2 separate regions of the Homo sapiens genome follow, and region 2 is linked to region 1. The links are chromatin contacts, found by Hi-C in ENCODE. All regions are on one chromosome and are shown on one strand. Each heading gives the region's core, a stretch centred on a gene start or an enhancer-like site at or near the end of the contact. The rest is flanking DNA. Distances are from core to core; before and after follow the strand shown.

Evidence for each region. A loop is a pair of places that touch in the nucleus more often than their neighbours do. Pooled maps may share reads with other maps.
Region 2: a loop to region 1 is called in a map of mammary epithelial cell, with 2.8 times the contacts of the local background. The contact joins two enhancer-like sites. A Hi-C loop is called at or near these places in 3 of 168 maps with a recorded cell type or tissue (Caco-2, K562 and mammary epithelial cell) and 5 of 50 pooled maps.

What each region holds. Positions count from the first base shown.
Region 1 is chr4:139,598,438-139,601,734 of GRCh38, reverse strand. LOC105377622 (a long non-coding RNA gene) reads left to right here. Exons shown (of 6, transcript NR_171655.1): 6 at 164-3,297. Among named protein-coding and RNA genes, the nearest start is that of QKILA, 23 kb to the left of the region's middle. Within about 2 kb of position 1,619, at least 2 of the 41 ENCODE cell types and tissues checked have a DNase peak (open chromatin) inside an H3K27ac peak, as active enhancers do.
Region 2 is chr4:139,739,083-139,742,379 of GRCh38, reverse strand. All of the region lies in intron 2 of MAML3 (mastermind like transcriptional coactivator 3), which reads left to right. It also overlaps a transcript of MGST2 not described here. Among named protein-coding and RNA genes, the nearest start is that of MGST2, 75 kb to the right of the region's middle. RefSeq lists an enhancer at 1,434-1,934. Within about 2 kb of position 1,464, at least 27 of the 41 ENCODE cell types and tissues checked have a DNase peak (open chromatin) inside an H3K27ac peak, as active enhancers do.

The DNA.
Region 1 (3,297 bases), core at 370-2,869:
AGCTACTACTCGAGAGGCTGAAGCATGAGAATCGCTTGAGCCTGGGAGGCAGAGGTTGCAATGATTTGAGCTGAGACTGTGCCACTGCACTCCAGCCCGGGAGACAGAGCGAGGCTGTGTCTCAAAAAAATGTTTATATATATATATAATCCTTCTCCCTCAGTTACTAAACAGCCTTCCCTGGACCTGACTATCAGCAATGAGAATTACTCTTCTTTGCCCCATTTCTCTCCTTCTGCCTAAGCCAGAACAATCACTTCTCCTGGAGACAGATTCATTATGAAAGGACTTTAATTCTGGTCTGACAGACTGCTTGACATTGGAGTGAATTCTCAAGGCTTATCAAAATCATCTCGTGGAATGATGAGTTGACTTGCACCCACTGAAACGGGGGCAAATCTCCTTCAAAAGATCATGCCAAAGACTGTGTGGGTACCGGAAAGGCTGTGTGGCAGGGAAAAGGTTTGCTCTAACCTAGAAGCCTGCAAGGTCCCCTCTGCACGCCCAAGCAGCGGGCCCGAGTTCATTATGGCCAGCAAAGCCAACTGACACCACAGGAAACAGAGCTCGTGGGACACCCCATGACACGAAGTTTTCAACCTCATTGCTTCCCCCTGAAGTCAAGTTTAGTCACCTGTGCTGTGCTGGACCAGCCATGAAAGTAATGAGGGAACTGGATCACTCCAGGGAAGCCCAGGTGGAATAATAGGTGTCACTCAAAAGTACAGCTTTCAACTTAAAAAGGAAGGAAATTCTGATACATGCTACGTGGATGAACATTGAAGGCATGATGCTAAGTGAAATAAGCCAGTCACAAAACAACAAATATTGTATGATTCCATTTATATGCGGTACTTAGACTAGTCACATTTATAGAAACTGAAAGTAGAAGGGAGGGTGGTTGCCAAGGGCTAGGGGAAAAAGGGAATGGAGTTAGTGTGTAATGGATGTATTTCAGTTTTGCTAGATGAAAAAGTTCTGGAGATTAGTTGAACAATGTGAATGTACTTACTACTGAGTTGCAGACTGAAAAATGGTTAGTATGGGCCAGGCGCGGTGGCTCACACCTATAATCCCAACACTTTGGGAGGCCAAGGTGGGCAGATCACTTGATGTCAGGAGTTCAAGACCAGCCTGGCCAACATGGTGAAACCCATCTCTACTAAAAATACAAAAAAATTAGCCACGCATGGTGGCGCATGCCTGTAATCCCAGCTACACAGGAGGCTGAGGCACGAGAATCGCTTGAACCCAGGAGGCAGAGGTTACAGTGAGCCGAGATCACGTCACTGCACTCCAGCCTGGGCAACAGAGATAGACTCTGTCTCCAAAAAAAAAAAAAAAAAAAAAGTTAGGATGGTAAATTTAATGTTATGTATACTTTTCCACAATTGTTAATTAATTTTTTAAAGTGCAGCTTCTGATGGCACACGTATCTCTCCCTCTTCTTTGTCTCCAGAAGATGAGAGGGAGCATGAGACAGCAGATAGGATGCGTCATCTTATTGCATTTATTTCTGTAGACCATGCATTGAGGCTGTCTGACCTTCAATTATTCATTAAACAAATATTTACTGAGTTGAGTACGTACTACATGCCAAGCATTGTTCTAGAGGCTGGAGTTACAGCAGTGAACAGAAAAAGATCTCCCCAGTTCCCTAGTCACAGGGATCTCACCTTCTAGCAGGTGGAGAAAAACAATAAGTAAATAAGCAAGTAAGATATATGGTATTTATATGGCAATAAGAGCTATGGAGAAAAATAAAGCAAAGAAGGAGGAAGAAGAAGAGTGTTTCAGGGTTGTATTTTTAAATAAGGTGGTCAGGGGAGACCTCACTGAGAGGATGGTATTTGAGTAAGACTTGAATGAGATTAGGGAGTTAGCTATTTAGGTATCTGCAGGAAGAGTGTTTCAGACAAAATAAAAAGTCAGTGCAAAGGCCCTGAGGCAGAAACATGAATGGGGTGTTTAAGGAAAAGCAAAGGGGCCATTGTGGCTGAAAAGGTAAGCAGCAGCAGAGAGACAGTCTAAGAAGAGGTTAGAAACATCACAGAAGCAGCCCAGATCATGAAGGTTGAGACGGAGTCTCGCTCTGTCACCTAGGCTGGAGTGCAGTGGCACAATCTCGGCTCACTGCAACTTCTGCCTCCTGGGTTCCAGTGATTCTTCTGCTATACCTCCCGAGTAACTGGGACTACAGGCACCCACCACCATGCCCAGCTAGGTTTTATTATTATTATTAGTAGTAGTAGTAGAGACAGCGTTTCACCATGTTGGCCAGGCTGGTCTCAAACTCCTAACCTCAAGTGATCTGCCCACCTCAGCCTTCAAAAGTGCTGGGATTACAGGCGTGAGCCACCCTGCCTGGCCCCATTATTTGTAAGAGTTTGACTCATACTCTGAGACAGTAACTAGAGGAATGATATGATCCAACTTCCATGTTAAAAGGATCACCAGGGGTTGGAGGCGGGGGTGTCAAGGGCAGGATCAGGAAGACTAGTAGGACTGCAATACTCCAGGCAAGAGATGCTGAGAGCTCAGCCCAAGCAGGTAGCTATGGAGGTGGTAAGATGTGGGCAGATTCTGGGTATATTTTGAAGATAGGGCCAACAGGATTTACTGAGAGACTGGAGGTAAGGCTCCACAGAAAGAGAAATAAGAGAAACATTAAAGATGACCGTATCGGTTTCCTGGGGCTGCTGTAACACATCACCACAAACTTGGCGGCTTAAAACAACAGAAATTTATTCTCTCACAGTTCTAAGGCCAGGAAGTCTGAGATTAAGGGGTTCTTGCTTCCAGGGGCTCTAGAGCAGCAGTCCTCATCCTTCCGGGGCCGGTTTTGTGGAAGACCATGTTTCCACGGACAGGGGCAGGAGTGCCGGGGGAGAGAGGCAGCAGGGTGGTGGGTGTGTGTGTGGATGGTTTCGGGATGAAACTGCTCCACCTCAGATCATCAAGGATTAGTTAGATTCTCATAAGAGCACGCAACCTAGATCCCTCACGTGTGTGGTTCACAATAGGGTTTGCATTCCCATGAGAATCTAATGGCACTGCTCTGACAGGAGGTGGAGCTCAGGTGGCAATGCTCATGGGGCCGCTCACCTCCTGCTGTGTGGCCCAGTTCCCAACAGGCCATGGACCAGTACCATCGCAGCCCAGAGGTTGCAGACCCCTGCTGTAGAGGATATTCTATTCCTTGTCTCTTCCAGCTTCTGGTGGATCCAGGCGTTCCTTGGCTTGGGGTTACATGACTCTAGTCTCTGCCTTCTCCTCTTTTCTGTGTCACCTGTCCCT
Region 2 (3,297 bases), core at 215-2,714, 140 kb before region 1:
GTCAGGAGTTTGAGACCAGCCTGGCCAACACGGTGAAACCCTGCCTCTACTAAAAATACAAAAATTAGCCGGGCGTGGTGGCACACGCCTGTAATCCCAGCTACTAGGGAGGCTGAGGCAGAAGAATTGCTTGAGCCCGGGAGGCGGAGGTTGCAGTGAGCCGAGATTGTGCCACTGCACTTCAGCCTGGCTGACAGAGCGAGACTCTCTCTCAAAAAAAAAAAAAAAAAGAAAAGAAAAGAAAAGTTTAAGATCTGTAGAGAGGATGATTTCTCATTGTTTCCAGATTCCTTTATCCAGGTTACCATGTGTATGTGTGGCGTGGAGTCAAGGGCTGTGTTAGACCTCTTTGAGTGCTATATTCTTTCTAAAACTTATTTTTATGCCCGTGTGTCTCCAAGTCTTTCAAGGTTAAGAAAATACCTGAGCCATTTCTATTTTTTGGAGTGCCCAGGTATATTTACAAAATGAAGAAATGACAATAGGGCGTTTTAAAAATGCAATGTTTTTATTTTAAAAAATACAGCATAGGGCAATTATACCGTGCACAAGATAAACACAGGACATATAAAGAATGTTAATTGATAATGGACTTAGAGCAGCCCGATCTAATAACAGGGCAGAATTTTTTTTGAGACAGGGTCTCACTCTGTCACCCAAGCTGGAGTGCAGTGGCACAATCACAGCTCACTGCAGCCTCAACCTCCCAGGCTCAAGCGATCCTCCCACCTCAGCCTCCTGAGTAATTGGGACTACAGGTGCACACCACCATGCCCAGCTAATTTTTTTATTTTTAGTAGAGATGAGGTCTTGCTGTTGCCCAGGCTGGTCCTGAACTGAACTCAAGCAATCCTCCCACCTCAGCCTCCCAAAGTGCTGGGATTACAGGCATGAGCCACCACGCTCAGCTCAGGGCACAATTTAAAGCTGTAAAATAGATGCTATTTTTCAATCCTCTCAGGATTTCTCAGTGACTATATATGTAAAACCTTGTTCGAAGAATATGTCTAAAAATCTAAACTCAAGGTTCTTGTGGATGCAAGGCCCAGGGTCAGGTGGTCTTATGCCCTGATCCCCCATAGGCCCTCACGGACCAGGTATGAGCCCTTCTCCTAGACTTGCTTCCTCTAAGAAGCTGGTCGTCAGCCACAATCTTTACATAAGGAGAAGTACCAATCCCAGATTTCTAAGTGTTTCTGTTTTTCATTCTGCTTCCTTGTTTTTCCCTGCTCTAAGTCCTAGCCTCCTCAAACCCCACCACCGCAGCTGGGCAGGCTTCTACTCATAGGAATGGGGGCCGAGGGTGGGGAAAAGGGTAGCCCTCCTCTCAGAGCCTCAGCATCACATAGTCAAACCCAGCTTCCCACAGACAGGTTCAGCAGTCGGGAAACCGGCAGAGCAGGCTGACACGGGCCCTCCCTCTCACGGCCTCTGGAAGGAAGGAAGGAAGAACATGGGGACACCAGAAAGGCAGCTTGTGGAAGGCCTCTTCTCAGGCAGTCAGCACTGATCTCTCTCAGCCCCCCTCCCAAGGCTGTGGCGGTTCTGGAGATGACGGCGGGAAGTGCCCTCGCCTTCCCTCCACAGCATGCCCTGAGCACTCAGCTTCCCTTCCCTTCCCTTCTTCCTGTCTTGTAGTGGTTGCAGCAGAGAGCTCCATTTGGCAGCGTGGTGGTGCTCTTGTCTATTAATGGAAACATTGGCCTGTCTCCCAGTATAACACAAGATAGGCCTATGCATCAGTTATGCAATCTTTGCTTTGATGACTTCATCAGAAAGGGTGGGTACAATAAGAGAGAAAGGCTCGGGTTGGGGGAAACAGTAGCTCAGGAGGGGGAAAAAAATCTCCCTAGCAGCTGAAGACAGCTGAGACTGCTCCCCCTCCCTATTTTTAAATCAAGGAAAGAAAGGTAGCAAACATATGGGTAAAAAAAACCTAATGGAGCAGCTGACAAACCACTTTCAGTCCATGTGTCCTGACAGCGGCCACTTGCATGCCGGCAGAGGCTGTGCTCGTCTCAGTGGTGCAGGTTTCCCAGCCCTGGTGACTCAGGTCTTCTTTCCACGGAGAAGACAGTCTGTGGAGGCAATGGCAGTTTTCACCCACCTCTCGAGTTCTTGAACTCCAAAGGTCTGGCTGGTTCTGGCCATGCACTGTGGCTTCAAGCCTAAGACAGAGAAAAGCCACAGAGAGCTGGGTGGTGCCACAGAGAGCAGGCTTGTCCAGGTAGACCAAAGAATTCTTGGAAGATGGTCAGTACCCTTCCTCTGGGACTTAGGAGCTCTTTGTGGCAGCAATGTAAAGCCGACCTAGTTGCTGAACCTGTATCCAAGCCCAGTTGTGGAAGCCATGTACAGGTTTTAAAAGGGGACCTGCCACTTAAGCATGTCTGTTACACCCTCTAGAGCGTAAGGTGGGCTCAGGGAGAAATAGTCCAGGTCCCAGACATAACCTGGGCCCCTCTTGAACTCTACATTTCATTCCATAATAGTTTAGCCTTATTCTTAACAAGCTTTTAAAAATAATACTAAAAGTAATATATATTCATAATATAAAATTTGAAAAAGTATAAAAATAAAAATCCCTTATAATTCTTGTCTAACAAGACTATCCAGTGGCTAGTGTTTTTAGAAACTGCTTTTTTCTTTTTTTTTTTTTAGTTTTAACACCTGAGGACATAAAAGAAAAAAAAAAAAAAACTGCTTTCCTCCCCTGCCTTTCTTAACTATATATGGTAAGCTTTTTCCTATGTGATTAGATAGTCTAAGGAGGCATGATTTTTATTGGCTGCCTAGTATTCATGGTATGGATGTACCATAATTTATTTAATCAAGCTTCTATTGTTGTACACTAATGAACTTTTAACCAATGTAGAATTGCTTTGGTGGTGGAATTAATCACAAGAAAGGGATCAAAAGGACTCTATAACTTACATCAAAGGCAGACGAAAAGCATAACTCTCAAAGTTGTGTTTCCATTGGAGGGACTTATGGTAACTATGTTCAAAGCACTGATAAGGACAAATGGTATTTTTGTTGCTTTTATCCCTGCAAAAAAGGGCCTTGAAAGGCTGACCTTCCTGTGGCTGGTGGCATTCTCACATTTAGCACTGGACTGCCAACTTTAACCCTTTCTTTAACATTCAGCAGAGGGTCAGCTCAGGAGCTCGGAGAAGCTGTCCATTATAGGGCCATCATTTTGTCATCTCCAGTTATACCTGATGTTGGTTTAGGCTAGAATTCATCCCAGCCAATTAGTCAGTTGAGTTCAGTAAATCTGTATTTTGCTGCAGCTGT